2 separate regions of the Mus musculus genome follow, and region 2 is linked to region 1. The links are chromatin loops, found by intact Hi-C in ENCODE. Cell type or tissue: left cerebral cortex. All regions are shown on one strand. Links, peaks and the distances in the headings refer to the core of each region. The heading gives the core; the rest is flanking DNA. Region 1 overlaps Fam189a1 (family with sequence similarity 189, member A1). Region 2 overlaps Fam189a1 (family with sequence similarity 189, member A1).

Region 1 (9,320 bases), core at 632-8,631:
TGGGCATGGGCTTTAAGACCCTCATCCTAGCTGCCTGGGAGCCAATCTTCTGCTAGCAGCCTTCAGATGACGATGTAGAACTCTCAGCTCCTCCTGCACCATGCTTGCCTGGATGCTGCCATGTTCCTGCCTTGATGATAATGGACTGAACCTCTGAAAGTGTAAGTCAGCCCCAGTTAAATGTTGTCTTTTATAAGACTTGCCATGGTCATGGTGTCTGTTCAAAGCAGTAAAGGCCTAACTAAAGCACTGTGGAAGCTGCAGGTTGTCACTGTGTGTCACACATCATACCCTTTTGTCCACACTCCTCTGCTTACAAATGTTCACAGCAATGAGTCATGGGTCTCGTTTGAGGCCTCAGGCTTCTGCTACTCTATCAATACTAGATCCTCCCTCCTCTAGGATATCCTGCTGTTACCCTGAGTTATGGAGATCCTCAAGTTTCAGATCTGCTGCAGGACCAGCCCCTCATGCACTCCAGCAGTTCATAGATGGGTAGATGTTGGGGTGAGCCAACTCAAAGCACTGGATCTGAACCTAGGTGATAGCTGAGTTGGTCAGCCCAGCAGCTTTCCTGTACTAACACTGCCAGGGTCAGGTCTCCGGGTCTCTAGCTAGCTCACTCAATGCCATAGCTGTTAATGAGCAGGGCTGGCTCTCTTGTTCACATGCTCTAAGGGCCAGATCACCCATACCCCCATACCCCACAAGAGCCAGCTCAACTGTGCTGCCAAGGTGAGGTGCAGGGCCACTCTCCCAAGTTACATAGCCAGCAAGCAGCAGGGCCAGCTCTGTGCAGCCCTTGAATATCAGCATGGACCCAGACACCAGCCCAGACCAGGGATGCCCAAATGGCCTTTGCTGGTAATATGAGCCACAGACATCAACACAGACCCAGACATGGCCTTCAGTGGCACCACAGGCAGGGAATTCACCATGGCCTCAGGTGGCATCTCAGGCTACTCACATCAGGCTGTTCCTCTCCAGCCTCAGGTCTCCATTTCTGCCTCTCTTCATAGTGATCAAGCCATTCTGCTTCTCTTTCTCTCCCACCTCTCCACATACTTTTACTCATAGTGGCTGGCCTAGCCTCCGAATGTCTACTCTCTGCTGGCAACTCTTAAGGATGAGCAGTCTGCACAACTGAGTCAAGTTGTATGTGTGTGCCAGCACCCTCCTCTACTTGCTAAAGCTGCCTCTCAACCAGGGGTACCAGCTAACAACTAGCACCCCCCACATGTGTGCTGGAATTAAACAATGAAGCAAATAAACAGCAAACGGCAAGGGCTATCTCACTATTGAAGTGAGAGCAGGGGAAGGAGGCTAGGATGAGCCTGTGGCCCAGACTGTCACAGAAGCCATCACTCTGACCTCATGTTTAGGTTTAGGTATAGATACAAATGGCTACTGAGAGAAACATTTGAAGATACAAATATATAGTGTTGACCCTTCACAATAGTCACAAATAATATAAAATAGCTTGGTGTGACTTTAATTAAGTAGGTGAAAGATCCATATGATAAGAACTTCAAGTCTCTGAAGGAAGAATTCTAAGATCTCAGAAGATGAACAGATCTCCCAAGCTCAAGGATTGGCAGGATTGATATAGTAAAAATGGCCATCTTGCCGAAAGCAATCTACAGATTCAATGCAATCCCCATCAAAATTCCAACTCAATTCTTCACAGAGTTAGAAAGGGCAATTTGCAAATTCATCTGGAACAACAAAAAAACCGAGGATAGCAAAAACTATTCTCAACAATAAAAGAACTTCTGGGGGAATCACCATGCCTGACCTCAAGCTGTACTACAGAGCAATTGTGTTTAAAAACTGCATGGTACAGCGACAGACAGATAGATCAATAGAATAGAATTGAGGACCCAGAAATGAACCCACACACCTATGGTCACTTGACCTTTGACAAAGGAGCTAAAACCATCCAGTGGAAAAAAGACAGCATTTTCAACAAATGGTGCTGGCTCAACTGGCAGTTAACATTTAGAAGAATGCAAATCAATCCATTCTTTTCTCCTTGTACGAAGCTCAAGTCCAAGTGGATCAAGGACCTCCACATAAAACCAGCGACACTGAAACTTATAGAGGACAAAGTGGGGAAGAGTCTCGAACATATGGGCACAGGGGGAAATTTCCTGAACAGAACACCAATGGCTTGTGCTATAAGATCAAGAATTGACAAATGGAACCTCATAAGATTGCAAAGCTTCTGTAAGGCAAAGAACACTGCCAATAAGACAAAAAGGCAACCAACAGATGGGGAAAAGATCTTTACCAATCCTAAATCTGATAGAGGGCTAACATCCAATATATACAAAGAACTCAAGAAGTTAGACTCCAGAGAACCAAATAACCCTATTTAAAAAACGAGGTACAGGGCTAAACAAAAGAATTCTCAACTGAGGAATACTGAATTGCTTAGAAGCACCTAAAAAAAATGTTCAACATCCTTAATCATCAGGGAAATGCAAATCAAAACAACCCTGAGATTCCACACCAGTCAGAATGGCTAAGATCAAAAACTCAGGTGACAGCAGATGCTGGCAAGGATGAGGAGAAAGAGGAACACTCCTCCATTGCTGGTGGGATTGCAAGTTAGTACAACCACTCTGGAAATCAGTTTGGTGGTTCCTCAAAAAATTGGACAAAGTACTACCAGAGGATCCAGCAATACCACTCCTGGGTACATACCCAAAAGATGTTCCAACTTGTAATAAGGACACATGCTCCACAATGTTCATAGCAGCCTTATTTATAATAGCAAGAAGCTGGAAAAAAAAACAGATGTCTCTCAACAGAGGAATGTGGTAATACAGAAAATGTGGTACATTTACACAATGGAGTACTACTCAGCTATTAAAAACAATGAATTTATGAAATTCTTAGTCAAATGGATGGATCTGGATGATATTATCCTGAGTGAGGTAACCCAATCACAAAAGAACACACATGATATGCACTCACTGCTAAGTGGATATTAGCCCAGAAGCTCAGAATACTCAAGATACAATTTGCAAAACACATGAAACTCAAGAAGAAGGAAGATCAAAGTGTGAATACTTTGATCCTTCTTAAAAGGGGGAACAAAATACCCATGGAAGGAGTTACAGAGATAAAGCAGAAACTGAAGGAATGACCATCCAGAGACTGCCCCTCCTGGGGATCCATCCCATATACAACCACCAAACCCAGATACTATTGTGGATGTCAACAAGAGCTTGCCTGATATAGTTGTCTCCTGCTAGACTCTGCCAGTGCCTGACAAATACAGAAGCAGATGCTCACAGCCATCCATTGGACAGAGCATAGGTTCTCCAAAGAAGGAGCTAGAGAAAGTACCCAAGGAGCTGAAGGGGTTTGCAGCCCCATAGGAAGAACAACAATATGAACTAACCAGTACCTCCAGAGCTCCTAGGGACTAAACCACCAACCAAAGAGTACACATGGTGGGACTCATAGCTCTAGCTGCATATGTAGCAGAGGATGGCCTAGTTGGTCTCCTCAAGGGAGGAGAGGCCCTTGGTCCTGTGAAGGTTCTATGCCCCAGTATAGGGGAATGGCAGGGCCAGGAAGCGGGAGTGGGTGGGTTGGTAAGCAGGGGTAGAGGGTAGGGTATGGGGGGTTTTCAGAGGGGTAACTAGGAAAGGGGATAACATTTGAAATGTAAATAAAGAAAATATCTAATAAAAAGTATATAGTGTTGATAAGAACATACATTTTCTAATTTTGTCAACTGAGGAGACCTAGAAGCAAAGAACTCAAAACATACTCATAGGCCAGCACCCAGGTTTCTCAACAGTGTTCTCCAACAAAAGAAATCCAGAACTGAGCCTCCGAGCCTCCTAGGGGAAACAGCTGATTTGCTCAGGAGCTTGGTGGGAAACAAGATGAGCCAGGATGTATTTTAATACTAGAAAGTAAAGAAATGATGAGATGGATTGGGAATACATTTGCCTAGCACAGGGGAGATCCTGGGTTCAATTCCCAACACGCACACGCACACACACACACACACACGCACACACACACACTACACCAAAGGTCAACAGCCTAGCAATGCTGGAACTGTATTAGCATGGCACAGGAGTTGAATGGAAATAAATTCAACAATATAAAGCAATGTTGAATAAACATTGAGTAAAAGAGCACAAATAGAAGAAGGTTAACCTTTCCCAGAGATATCTTAGTACCATTCCGTCCACCATGTGAGCAAGATCAACCTCCAGACTTTACTGTGCATCATGACACTGTGAGCCCATGAAATTATGGGATGAGGATGGCGTTTTCCCCTGTAGTTTTTCCTCCAAACTCCATTGAATACAGGAGCCAAACATCAAACTGAGGAGGGGAAGGGGAGGGGGTAAGGGGAGGAGAGAGATAAGGAGTAGAGGGAGAGGAGAGAGGAGGGGAGAGGGACAGGAGAAGGAAGGGAGGAGGAAGGAGACAAGGAAGAAGGGAGAGAGAAAAGGAGAGGGAGTGGGAGGTGAAAGGAGAGAGAGAGAGAGAGGGAGAGAGAGAGAGAGAGAGAGAGAGAGAGAGAGAGAGAAGGAAAGTGAGAGGGGGGAAGAAAGGGAGAAGGATAAGGAGGGAGAGGGATGGGGGAGGGAGACAGAAAGGAAGGGAGAGGAAGGGAGAGGTTGGGAGAAGAAGAGAAGGGAGGTGGTGAAGGAGGGTAGAGGGATGTGGGGTCATACCAGATTCAACCCCTAACGCGGCATCCTGGATGAGATCTGGGCATACACTAAAGAACTATGAGTTAACTGTGGGCTTGAATTAATAATGCTGCATTAGCACTGGCTTATTAACTTTCATAAATGCACTGCCCAAATCCAAGATGTGACCAGTGGAGGAAACCCAGGGCATACTTTAGACAGCCACCCTAGTTTCCCATACATGTGAAACTGCTCTAGAAGATGACGTTTATTTTAGAAGTCCAAACAGCAATCACAAAGCATAAATATCTCCCACAGTCCCACTCTACCTCCCTGTAAGCTGCTTTTATAAATAAGTGGATGCTGGCTGCTCCAATCCCCAGGGCTGAGCACAAGTACTGTATTTTCACAACACCTACAGCATGCCAGTGAGCTGTCAACTGCCCTGATTTCATCCCTGAATCAAATTAATTCACAGAGGAGATGAGTTTCAGTCCAAATGAATGGGCTTAATGTAACGTTTGCTTGCTTGATGTAGGAAGAAAAAAATGTTAGCGTGTGGTTTTTAGCCACACCAAAGAGGGGTTGCTTCTCAGTTTGCATCGGGCATGCTGATCACCAGCTGGCATATGCCTTCTGAAAAACAGGCCCTCTGAGCACGCAGGGAAGACCCAGCACTGCAGGTTGGGCATCTTACCACCCTAAGAACAATCTAGACAACTAGAGGCTTCCCAGATGACATCTGAACAGGAACGTACAGCATTAATGCTGGCATACCACGCCCATCAGTGACAGCATGGTACTAACATACCAAGAAGACAAGCTGAGCAGCTGGGCTAAGACAAGCTATTCACCTGTGCACGTGCCATCTTCTCATGGCGGCAGAACTACCTAAGCCAGAAATAGAGCATTCATATGTCAAGTTCCTGGTAACCCAGGGATCTCAGGGATGGGGACTGGTGCCTGATAGAACAAAAGTCCAGGTTTCACTACAACTAAGTTGCGGGCAGATTTAAGGTATTTAGCCAGGAGTACCAGAGAGAAGGGAATGCTAGCCACGGGAGGCTTAGAAGAGCCCAATTGCTGCCTTATGGCTCTAAAGCAGGTTAAAAATGAGCTATGTGAGTGTGTGTCTTTTATCCACAGATCCAAGGAAACAAGGGCAGTGGCTAGTAGCGTGGCCTACCCAGATCTTAAAGCAGGGAAGTAGAAACTACATGGTGCCCAATGCCAGTCATGCAGCATGAATCCACCTGAGGCAGTAGAGGTGGATAGTTGGGTGTCTAAGGAGAGGAACATGGTATTGCCCCAGAACAAAACTGCATTTCACTAAGTTCTTTTGACACTGTCAGCCATCACCTCTGTTAGGCCTGGGTGAGGAGCGCTGGCTCAGTGGCACTAAAGCACAGATGACATATGTCAACAATTTGCACAGTCAATGTGATGATAATCTATGGTTCGCTAGGATAAAACTACTAATAACCAACAGAAAATGTGCCTTAGTCTAATGTATGCCAATGCTAGGCTCACACAAAGGTCACAGGGAGTTGCTAGGCTCCTCTTCTTGCCCTGGGGTGGGGGGTGGGGGGTGGACCAGATGAAAAAACAAAAAACAAACAAACAAGAAAAACAAAACAACAACAAAAAAAACCAGGCAACGCAAAGCCTGGTGTGTGGCTCACATCTGTAATCCCAGCTCTGGGAGGCTGAGGCAGGAGGAGCAACAATGGTCTGGCTACACAGCAAATCCCATGCCAGTGTGGATTACAGTGTGAGATCCTGTCAAGAGAGGAAGGGAGGGAAGGAGGGAGGGAGGGAGAAAGAAGGGAGGGGGAGGGAGAAGGAGGGAGGAGGGGAGAGGAGAGCACAAGGGAGAGAAGGAGGGGAGGGGAGGGGGAAGGGAAAGAAGAAAGGGAAGGGGAAGGGGAAGGGGAAGGGAAGGGAAAGGGAAGGGGAAGGGGAAGGGGAAGGGGAAGGGAACGGAAGGGGAAGGGGAAGGGAAGGGGAAGGGGAAGGGAAGGGAAAGGGAAGGGAAGGGGAAGGGAAGGGGAAGGGGAAGGGGAAGGGAACGGAAGGGGAAGGGGGAGGGGAAGGGGAGGGAAAGGGGAAGGGGGAGGGGAAGGGGAAGGGGAAGGGGAAGGGGAAGGGGAAGGGGAAGGGGAAGGGGAAGGGGAAGGGGAAATTCCAAAAGGAACACGAATTGAAAGCACACCATTCTGAAATGGTGACTACAATGCAGTCTGGTGGCCGTAACTTTACAGGTGAGTACTGGGTGTCAAATGTGAAACCCAAGATTCCCTGCCCAGCACTGTGGCCTATGCATTTACGCTGCTTACACATAGGTACCTGCTAAGGGAAGTGCAATGTTGGACAGTCTTTAAATAGGACAAAAGAGTGGACTCTCATTTGGTGAAAGTCTACAGAGTTTGGGGTTTGTTGTTGCATTTATTTTGTATTCCCTGGCAACTGACTGGGTGGCTCAAGAAGTCCTCTTTCAACCTGTGGTGCTGTGGTAAGGACTTGGCAGTGTCATGATGGGCCTGGTGGCAGACACCCTTAATCCCAGCTCTTGGGAGATGGAAGTGTGAGAATCAGAGGTTCAACACCATGCTCACAGAGAGCCTGAGGCTACCCTGGGTTACATAAAACCTTGTCTTAAAAACCAACAAACAGACCAATCAAGCAAGTAATAATTGCTAAGAAGCAATATTGCCAAGAACAAGAGCAGAGCAATAATGTGGTTCTCGGGCTCCTTCTTTGGGGAACTCAGAGAGCCGCACTACTTTCCTAGGTGCTTTTAAACGTGTTATCTCTAACACGCTGCACACCACAGTTCACTGCAAGGATCTGGGCCAGGCCAACTGTATTCCTTTCAGACAACTAGTGCGGTAAAGCAGTGAGACCCTGATGAGACCCTCAGGGACATGAAGCATGACAACAGTAAATGGCTGCTCCTGCCATGCTGGGAAGCCAGGAAGAGGCCTGGGGGTGGGGGTGGGGAGTGGCCACAACCTGCCTTTGGAAGAATTGAAAGCAACATCTCAAGCTGGGTTAAGAGCTGATCTTGCTGGGGCTGTGGTTACCTGGGCTGGAGAAGGTGGTGAGGGGGTACAGAGAGGGGTTGAACGATGGCACAGAAGTGGCCTGGAACAGGATGAATGACTCCTATTCTCTAGCACAGTACGAAATCCTCAGTGATTAACAATTATGTACTTAAAATGGGTGGCAGAAATGATGTTGAATGTTCCCAACACAAAGATAGAAATGCTTAAGTTTATATGTGTGTGTGTGTGTGTGTGTGTATACACCATATGCCAGTTACCCTATATGACATTATACATGGCACACATTCTTGAAATGGTACTCTGTCATACAGATATGTACAATTACAATATTTTCACTAATTAAATAAATCATGATAACACTTTTAGAAGATATGAATAAGTTAGAGCATAAATAACAAAGAGAATAGATGACTCATAATCTAAATTAAATAACCATTACCCACACAGCCTCTCTGAAGCCTCCTCCACACGAGTGTATTCAACTCCTGAGCTGTGAGACCAGAAAAGTCTGTGAAGGGCGGGTGAGGAGGCTTAGAAGTGAATCATTAGTCCCAGAAGAAGGAAAGGCTGACTGTCAACTGGGCCTTATGATAAGGGTGGCCTGGACAGCTATCTGGATGCATAGCACAGAAAACCACCTCCTTATAAGTCACGTTTCATCCCTGGTGAAAAATACATGCACTTCTTTCTGGGGAACCTGGTCTTGAGGGACAAATGGACAATTACATGCATTTAGATGCATTAATATTAAAATTCAATGGTCTTACTTTCTTCAGCACAATACCTCTCTGTCTTGATTTATATTTGTTTTAGCATTACATTATTCTTGTGGCTTTATCTGCTTATTTTCCATGGAAAAAATAAAATCATTAATTTTCAAAGACAATCCCATGTTGTGAGTTGAACTCTGTCTTCCTTGACATTCATATATTGGCATCCCAAACCCCAAGACCTCACCTGTGGCCTTATTTAGACCACCACAGTCAGCATCCATAGAGATGAAGCAGTACTAGAACAGAAGGGTCCCAACCCAATCCAACTGTGTCCTTATACAAAGAAGAGAACCGAGCAGGGACATGGGGAGGATGTCATGCCACCAGGAAGGTAGATACCAGAGTGACATATCTATGAACCAAAGAAGAAAAGTTTGCCATCGAACCACCAAAGCTTGTAGCTGTTCCTGGGAAAGGCTGTTGGGAGGGAGCAACTCTGCCAACACCATCACCTCCAGCTTCAGCCTCCAGAGTACAGAGAGTACTGAGACAGAGTACTGAGACAGAGTACTGAGACAGAGGAAGTTTCTGTTGCTTGCCCTGTGCAGTCTGCAGTACATTGAAACAACTTTCTCAGAACATAGCCACCCAGAGAACAAGCACAGAGGACCCAGGGCATATGTATAGTTGTCACACATTTATGGTGACCATTACTTATAAGCAGCTCCAGCCTTTTGCTGGAAACCAGGTGACTGTCCCCAGCAGGACTGGAGATGAGCCTGGCTCCCTGGAGACAGAATGCTTTGCCCCAATTTACAGCAGCCAAATTTCTTTCTTTCTTTCTTTCTTTCTTTCTTTCTTTCTTTCTTTCTTTC
Region 2 (9,320 bases), core at 376-8,375, 150 kb before region 1:
CGCTGTTTCTGTATGGTGTTTTCTCCACTGGGGTGACTTTCCTTGTCTCCCACATACCTCAGCCCTTTCCTGATGGTCAGGTGCAGTTCCCCACTAGAGTCCCAGAGAAGGTGAACTGTCCCTGTCCTGCTATCACAGGGACTGTTAATCCCACAAGGCAATAGATTCATGGTTTTATATGCTGTGGCTACGAAGCACTGCTTCAAGTGGTCCCTGGGGTGTGAGCTTGTGTCTAGTCAGGAGCTCTAGTGAGAAAATCTCAGTAACTTTGCTGGCATGGCTGGCGATTCACCTCTGTGACCTCCTGAGGAGCACAGCCTGGAGCCCTGGGGAAGAATGACCTCTGTGCCTAAGCTGCTCAAGGAAGGGAAGAGGTCTGAATGAGCACCCTCGGTTAAAAGACTAAAAATATCCTCTCAGGTGCACACTGGGCATCTCAAATATTCTGGAGGCTGAAGAGGAATGCTCCTTTGAGGCCAGGCATTCAGGGACAACATAGAACTCGACCTTGCATCAGAAAAGAAAAGAAAAGAAAAAAAAATCTTCCCAAGGCTGCCATCTCCCACTCCCCTTTGTCCTGTGTACTACAGTGACTTTACTCATATCCCTCTGTCTCGTTTGCCTTGCCATGACCAGTGCTGCTAGGCAGGTTATACACCCTTTGTCTTGCAGAGGCAAGCAATTAACTTATCCCCCCTCACCCAGAGAAAACTCTCACGCTGTGAAGGGGGCAGCTCCTTGATGTCTGGTCAAGGGAGATGGACCACCCTGGAGGAGGGGGCAGGTGGCTGGCATGGCCTTCTCTCTGAGGACGGTAATGGGTTTCACTCTTTTCTGGACCCCCAGAGATGTCTGTGGAATTGAAAAGTGCTCTGAGACCTGAACATCAAAGAAAACTGGCCAGGGGGCTGCAGGCCCTTAATCAGCAGATGTGTCCCTGCTACACAGGTGGTCTGGAGAGGGGGCCATGGGACATGCTACACACTTACCTGGCCTGCTCCACAGCAGATTGAGTTTGTGTCAGTACCCGCCGAAGGTGGCAGGTTTCTGAGCTAACATAAGCTAACATGACACGGCTTTGACCTTCAGCCCTTTTTACCCACGTTCTCTGAGAGAAATCAAGGAAGAGAGAAGTTTTCAGTGCCTTGAGAGTGTCATATTGATCTCAGAACCACTTATTAACCTGAAGCTTGCTGTGTTCTTCAGGGAAAGAGAAAATTGATGATAAAACATGAAACAATACGCTTCTAGTGTGTAGTGTGTAGTGTGTAGTGTGTAGTGTGTGGGGGGCTCACTAAATGTCCCACTCAAAGTCTGAAGTGACCACCTACACCTGCACTCAGGGAATTACAAGTCCTGCTGGCAAGCAGAAGCTCTGACAGAGCAGAGCCCCGCCCTGTCAGTGTCCACAGGGAAGGGTCCATGGAATCATGATCTGTCCACAAAGCCCTCTCTTTGGAAAACCCAAGTACCTTCTCACAAAGGGAAGCCAAAAAAGTACCTCTGTAGCAGGCAACTGGAATTCTACAGCAGCTGCAGGTCGGCTTGCTGAGGAGCGGGAGATGGCAGCGCCTCCTGTCTGAGACGGCACTGAACTCACATAGGACTACAGACGTGGCTTCTCGGTCCCCACTTCCCAGGATGGAACTGCCCAGTTGCGTCCTGACTTCCTAAGGTCCGCCATCCTCGGAGCTCCTTGCTCTGATCCCTCTGTACCTTCCTCTGGGTCCTGCCATGTGGGTTTGATGCTGCTGCCCCCTTCTGGGCCCTGTACCACATTCTCCTCTAAGGTCCATTCTGTTTTCATCCCTTCATTCACCACAGGCCTTCCCACAGTTCTTTGAGAACTCCAGTTCTCAAAGTCCCGGTAACAGCAGAAGCTGGGACCTGCTAGGGATGCAAATTCCTCACTCAGCCTTCTTCCCTAACCAATCGCTGACTTAGAAATCCTGGGAATAGACCCAGTATTGGGATTCAATTGCCAAGGCTTTGTGGGACTGTGATGTTCACTGGCATCGACAATCCATGGCACACTTCCTCACATCACCAAATCTGAGCTTTCAGCTCTGACATGGATGCCCAAATACAAACAAGGAGCTTCTAAGAACTAAAACCTGTCATCACGACCAAGGTCTTCACTGCTATGTTAATCATAAATGGAAAGCTAGGCCTCATTGCTGAGTCAGAGGTTCCTGCCCAGCATAGAAAGTCTAGGAAAATGGCCATCTAAACTGAGAGACTACAGGGTCTCACTTTCCCTAACCACTAAGCTACCTTGCCTCTCAGGCAAGTTCCCACACCATGACCTTTACCATGCATACAAAAAGAGAATAAGATCCTGGGTCTGCAGCTGCTGCCTGCAACCACTGAGCTACCCAGTGCATTTCAGGGCTGGAGTGGACTCAAAGATGTCACTCAAGGATCCTCTGGTTGTTTCGGGGCAGGTGGGATTCACCAGGCTGGAGCAGGGCTAAGGGAGAATCCCTGTGTTTCTTTTTCCCGTGATACCGACAGCCTGAACACAAGGTCTGTACTCCTAACTGTTCACAGAGTGCATGTACCTCGCTGCCTTTCCCTGTCCCCTGACCCAGCCCACAGAGAGTGATGCACCCTTGTCATCAAGGTTTATCTTTGTGGCGGTGGCGGCGGAGGTTGCACCTGTACAGTGGACAGGCAGCATTCCATCCACAGAGCTTCTTCACGGAATCCATTTCCTGTCAGTGGCTGAGATAAGCACCTGGAATGGCAACTCTCCTCCACCCCTGCAGGTTGCTGGGCTGTCCAGGGTACAGGATGAGAGCCTGAGGTGATGTCAGAAGGCTGCGCCTTGTGCTAGGGCGGTCATGCAGGGGCTAGCAGGGGTCCAGGGAGTAGAGTTTGGACATACCCCGAATGCCCTGTAGACCCCGCATGTTGTGATGCTATCCAACTCTGTGGCTTATGCTTGGGGCCAGCTCTTAGCACATACCGCCTGCGCTACCTGACTGTGTGCCCACCTCTGCCCCACTCCCTACAACTTCCACTTAAGATCTCCCTGGCCCTGCCCCATGACCTCACCTCTCGGTCACACTCAATAAAGACAACAATAATGGTCAAGATAAAGAGGCTACCAGAATGTACCCAGAGATATCTTCTGAGTACAGTATTACCATGTTCCCACCAACACCGTTCCTTCCCCACGTGCTTGACACTGATGTGATTTTGTTTTCCCTCGTCATTTTTCAGATGAGGAAACGAAAGCTCTATAGACACATTCCAAATGCCCGCTGACGGCTGGAACCATGAAGCAGCGGGAGCCCCCGGAATGCACAGCTCAGAGAAAGTCCCAGATACCTGGCAATAAAGGCACATTCCTGGCCTAGGGCTGACTGGCCTCTTATAGATCCATTAGACCATGTGTGCAACAATGGCCAAGGCAGGCCTTGGTCCACTAAGTCCTCAGTCCACAAGCCCAGCTCTTTCTGCTCTGGCCATGGGTTAGAAGCTGTCCCAGTTCCTTCTGTGCCCTCTCCAGACACACTGGGCAGCATGCAAAGCAGACGCATCTGAGTTGGCCGTGTGTCCTGTCACAGGCATTAAGCTGTGTATCCAACGTGCAAGCTTACACATTGATTCTGGGCCGGAGCTAGAATCAGCATCCTAAAGTCTATGCAAGGGACACATATGTTGCATGAAGAGGCTTCAACATAGGGCAGCCACTGGTGACTCTGTCTGAGAGAGGAGCCTTCTAAGGGCAGGCCAGGAGCAGGGCATGCAGAGGAACTGGCCTTGGCAAGGCCTGGGCCTCACCTGGCTGGCGGGCGTCTGACCCACCACAGCTTCATATGGTGGGGGTAGCTCAGCGGGGTACAGGATGCCAGGGCTGTTGATGGCAACATCATACAGAGTGCTGAATGGCGAGGAGGCAAAGTCCAGGTGGAGACCCCTAGAAAACAGAACAGTCCATGACACAGTCAGCCCCTCAGGATGAAGCATGGTGTCTGAGATGACATGGTCCTCCCCTGAGGATGGAACACAGTGTCTGAGATGACATGGTCCTCCCCTGAGGATGGAGCATGGTGTCTGACATGACATGGTCCTCCCTTCAGGATGGAACACCATGCCTGAGATGACGTGGTCCTCCCCTGAGGATGGAGCAGTGTCTGACATTTCCAAGTGTTGACTGTGATCAACTTGTCATGTGGAGAAACCAAAGCCTGAACGCTAGGGCAGGTTTAACTGTTGTCTTTCTTCTGGAACGATGTTCAGAATTTATTAAACACTTCAGCTCTGTCATTTACAATTAAAATAATGATGAAGCTGATGAAATTTCTAATTAATGTTCCACGCTCTGTGATGACTGTCAATCGGGAGCAGCCTTGCACATGTAAGGATATTTAAAAGCTCATCATTGGCCTATGAGACAGACTGTGTGATGCTTGCCTATAATTCTAATACTTGGACACTGAGACAGGAGCATTATAAATATGAGGCCATTTGGGGGCTACATAGAGATATCAAAGCCACCCTGGGGGGCTGTATAGTGAGGTTCTGTCTCTAATAACAACAAAGTAAAGCCATCATCTCACCACCAATATCCCAATGAACAATAACAACAAAATAAAAAAGAAGAAGGAAAGAAATATCCTTTTTGCTGTATTCTAGGTCACAGCTCCTTTCTTCATTCCCTGTCCGTAGGAGGCACAAGTATCTGTACTGGCTCTTACTCTAGTCCCTTCCACCCCTCCTCCCAAAGATGTTTCCTGTCTTCCTCCTTCTCAAACATCATGGGACTCAGGACACCGGACGGAAGACTGACCTGTGGGCCTCCGCTGTGGGTGTACAGGTGTACTCTGGAGGGTAGTAGGGCGGAGGCGGGAGGGGGGCGATAAACTCATCAAAGTCCAGAGTCTGGTGGAGAATGGTGCCGTGGGGAGTCACACAGGCAGCGTTGGCGGAGTGAGACCTATGTGGGAAGAACTGGAAAGCACAGAGAAGCAGCATTATCCCAGATCTCGTATGGCTGGTGGCCAATGGCGCTAAGTGCCCACACCTCACTGTTCAAGCTGCCAAGCCATGACCACTAAACACACACTTGACAGAGAGCAGCTCTGAGAGGGCCACCTTGGAAGTTGCCCTCTGGTCTGCTTCCCACATTGCTAGGCAGAATACCTTTGATTTTTTTTTTTTCTTGGTGAGGTTAAAAACTTCTTTAATACAGTTCTCACTGGGAAACCTCACTCCCGTGACTCTAATGCTTAAACAGTGCAGCTAAAGGACGCTTGCCATGCAGGCTTCAGAAGAAAAGCACTTCATGAGGAAAGGCTAGACTTTGAGCATGCTCACTCTGCAAGTTCCTATCATGTGCTGATCACTTGACACATGCCCCATACACAAGTCCTTCCAAGCCCTGCAAAGTACTTCAGGCCTGTATCTCGAGCCTGGCATGTCTGACACACTTCCCTGTAGCTCACTCTGGCCCCTTGGAACACTAGTGTCTAGGGATCCACACACTTTGTAGGACATTGCTCTAAAGGTGAAGAGTGTTAGCCATGAGCTCCAGAAAGTTCTGTGGGGCAATCAGGTACACGGGATGCCACTTAAAAGTATCAAGGGAAACATACTTTAATGAAATGAGTGCTGTCTGCCTGGATCGCTGTAATAGAAGTACTAATACTTGTTTCTCTTTCCACCCGTGGGTCATTCCTGCCAGAGATTGCATGTTCCACAGAAATACCCTGAGACACCGTTTCATCTATAGGTGTGAAATAAGCCACACTGCGTGGGCTCTGGGCCTTCCCATACATAGCATGTCAGTGAAGTAAGTGGAAAGAAACAAAGAGTCACTTGTACACAGTTAAGCTCAGGTTTGGTAGCAAATACACTCCTCCAATCAGTGTGGGAACAGGGGGTCTGCACTCACGAAGCAGATGATATCTAAATGGACCATCAGAGACTAGGGGGTAGCAAAGGCTGGGGCTACAGGAGAGCATCCAGGCTCAAAAACGGGTGACCAGTGAACGATGTGTTTCAAAAAGGCAAAACAATAAGGCTCTATTCAATTATAATTCTAGGGATATATAGGAGGCAGTGACGATGCTAGGGCTGTGTGGAAGGAAGAACCATGTGGGTGGCAGGGATAGGGTGGGCTGGTGCAGACACAGGGGCAGAGAGTTGGAGAATTTCTGTTCTAGCAGGGGTGAGTCCAGGGTTCAGAATATGATCTAATGCAGTGAAATCGGTGTGCTATGGGCTGATGGCTATATCTGAATGAGGGACGCATCCGATTGAAAACGGCCCCTACCAGCCTTCCCAACACATAGCACATTCCCTGCCCTTTCAGTTAGTCTGGCTCATTGCTGCTTCTTTAATTGTTGGAAATTAAAGGGGGAGGGGGTTGATGGCCGTGAGTGGGCTGGATGTGTGCTGTTATCCTCTGGCTGTGAAGCTGTTAAATCTCCTGCCTGCTCCACAATGGCTTCACAATGGCTCCGAAGTAAGGAGAGCACAAGTGTTCTTGAGGTCTAGTAAGGAAATATTTTAATTAGTCTCTACCAGACGTTAGAAGAGTCACTAAAAGTATACTCAAGCAAAACTAATGAGATGCAAAAACCACCCGACACACAGAGGCCTGACAAAGGTTAAAAAGACCAGGGCACCCATTCCGAGTGACTTTGCCTCTCTTGGGCTGTGCTGGCCCCATCTCTACAGAAGCTCCCAGAGCCCCAGCGCCAAGTGAAGCCTTTTCCTAGGCTTTTTGCCTTTTCTAAGAGGAAGCCCACCAGTCTCACAGGATAGTGTGTGTCCAGTCTCACACCGATAGTGTGTGTCCAGTGAAGACAGGGTCTGCCTTGCAGCTCAAGGTGAAGCCGGAGAGCTTTGTCTTCTGCTCTGAGATGCTGGTGCTGAAAGTCTCCATGACCACATCTCCCAGGCTCCCTGGCCAATGGCTTCATTTAGGCCCTACCCATAGTGGCTGCTAGAGAATTAAAACAGTCTTAGCTCTTCCCATCCCTATTGTCTCCCAGCTCTAAGTGGGTAGTTGGTCCCACGTAAACTCAGCACCTTTCTGTGATCCTTCACCTTCACAAACCTGGATAACCAACTGTCAGAAACATACCAGGTGGTTACTTCCTGTTGTGTTTCGGTGGCGGTCTGCATGAGAATGGCCCTCATGTTTTCACACAGGAGTTTGAACACAGTTGGTAGAACTGTTCGGGAAGGGTTAGGAGGTGTGCCCTTGCTGGGTTAAGAGTGTCAATGGGGGCAGACTTTGAGGTTCTTAAAGACTCCCTTCCTATTTCCACTTATCTGTCTGCCTCCTATCCTGTTTGTGCTTCGAGATGTGAGCTCTCATCTCCACTGATCCTGCCACCTTATCACTGTATCTTCATCCTACTGCCATGCACTGTGACCCTCTGGAACTGTAAGCCCCTCAAGATGCTTTCCTTTATAAGTTGCCTTTGTCATGGTGTTTTAATCCCAGCAACAGAAAATAATGACTACATAGACTGTCAGGCTGCCTTCGTTTTACTGCCCTATTCTTTCCTAATTGGAGCACAGCACACACTCAGCCAGCATTGGCTGAGTGGATGGATGGATACCTCTCTGCTATGGTAGTGTTCTTGCTCTTCTGCCCCCAAGAAGCAGCCAACAGGGCAGCTCAGAAAGCTAGCAAGCTGCCTAGTCTCTGCTTCTGGGATGCAGCCTCCATCTTGTGCAGGAGCTATTTTTAAAGCAGCCCAGATGAGCTCATGCTGTTGGGAACAAAAAAAAAATCTTTGATCATCAAGGTTCTTCGCACTGAATCCTACCCAGTTTCCAGCCTCCCTCCAGCCGGTGCCAAACACCCCCTGCTTTGAACAAGGTCTGTTCAGCCATCCTTCATACCACACGTTCTTTGTTTCCTCTTTCTAGCAACTTAGCTCCTTCTCACTTGCCAGGCCTCCTTCAGGCCCAGGCAGAACATCAGCGACTGGAAGGTTTGTCTGCCAGCCCACATCCTCCATACTCAGGCTCCCTGCTCTGGGGCCTCATGTCTACAACAACATGGGCAGGTATAAAGCGTGATTCTGCATCTCCTCAGGAGGGTAAGAAATGGGCTGTAAGACATCTCTTCTGTCTGTCCTGGCTGGTTCTGTCTTCCCTGGGCTATCTAAACCACACAGACACCAGTACACTTGTGGGTGGGAAGATGGCTGAGGTGTTCACAGATACACCCTGGGTTTGTCACTCATATAATAACAGTGTGCTCCTGAGACCCTAGGTCCTGTCTGTTAGGAGGGAGGGGACTTCTTCCGGGAACATAGGTCCCTGAAAGCAAGGGGCACCGAGAACTTCAGTTACTTGGCCCTGGGCAGCTTCCAAAGGCCTACAACACAAAGCTCCTAAATTTAGGCTCGGCCCACACAGCCTAGCTTCTATAGACTGGAGGAGACCATGAAGAGGTTAATGGACCTCAAACTATGAGTCAAATGCCTGGTCTACAGACACTGGCCAACCGCTGAGCACCACATGACTTTGGGCACTTTACTGACCTATCAGTCTCAGGCTCCCTTTGCTTGGAGCTACCAGGATTGTAATATGAAATGCCATCCTCTGTCACAGATTCACTCAGCAGCATCAAAAGGCTCAAACGGAAGCCTCTGTCATAGTCTCTAGCTCTGTCTGGTGTCTCCATGTCTGATCTGCTGCAGGGAACAAGGTGAAGAGCGGGGTTGGTCGGCAAAAGTCTGGATGTCTCCTGGTGGGATTTGCCTGGCGCCTGTTCAGCACTGCCTTCCAGCTCCCCCCACCCCCAGGAACAGAGGCTGTCCCCAGCTTTCCTTTGGCACTCTGGCTCTCTCTGGATAGCAAACTCCTGCGGGTGGGGTATGACCTTGAGAGTCCCACGCACCTTCTAGTTCCATGCTCACACTTATTAGGCCTATGCAAAGCGAACACCCACCTGCCCTTTCCTAGGGGGTTCTACTTAATGAACCCTGTGAGCAGAGGTGAGAACACAGAGCAATCCTATGAGATGACTGTGACAAACTAAGCTATGTAACAGCTGAGGATGCCTCTGAGGCGAAGGTGGCTCTGAGGGAAACGGGGGTGGGGGGAGGGGGACGAAATTACTTTTACAAACAAAACCAGAAACGACACTGGAGACACTTAGGAGGTAAAAAAAACAAACGCCATCTCTACTGAGCTATGTCAAAAAACGGAATTGTATCATCAGGCAGCTAATATTTCTGCACGTTAGAGTGTCTGGGCTTCAGTGGTTCTGACAACAGGAGTAACGCTTGCTGTCTCAGGCATTCATGATGTTAGTTCTAACTGCAGCTAATTATCCCCAACAC

Evidence for each region. A loop is a pair of places that touch in the nucleus more often than their neighbours do. Peaks named below come from ENCODE experiments on the same cell type or tissue, not always from the same donor. Only the 100,000 strongest peaks of a DNase experiment are listed, where the experiment ranks them.
Region 2: it touches region 1 in a loop (3-fold over the local background); 2 of 42 quality-filtered maps call a loop at or near these places.

The regions. Positions count from the first base shown.
Region 1 is chr7:64,926,105-64,935,424 of GRCm38, forward strand. The region is part of intron 2 of Fam189a1 (family with sequence similarity 189, member A1); the gene reads right to left. Among named protein-coding and RNA genes, the nearest start is that of Nsmce3, 58 kb to the left of the region's middle. In left cerebral cortex, for the core only: no CTCF peak of the experiment used is centred there; DNase peaks (open chromatin) are centred at 5,107 and 8,211; H3K27ac peaks cover 530 bases.
Region 2 is chr7:64,771,915-64,781,234 of GRCm38, forward strand. Fam189a1 (family with sequence similarity 189, member A1) reads right to left here. Exons shown (of 10, transcript NM_183087.4): 6 at 4,799-4,959; 7 at 3,790-3,925. Among named protein-coding and RNA genes, the nearest start is that of Nsmce3, 96 kb to the right of the region's middle. In left cerebral cortex, for the core only: a CTCF peak has its summit at 1,762 (motif pointing left); DNase peaks (open chromatin) are centred at 1,917, 4,955 and 7,794; H3K27ac peaks cover 2,891 bases.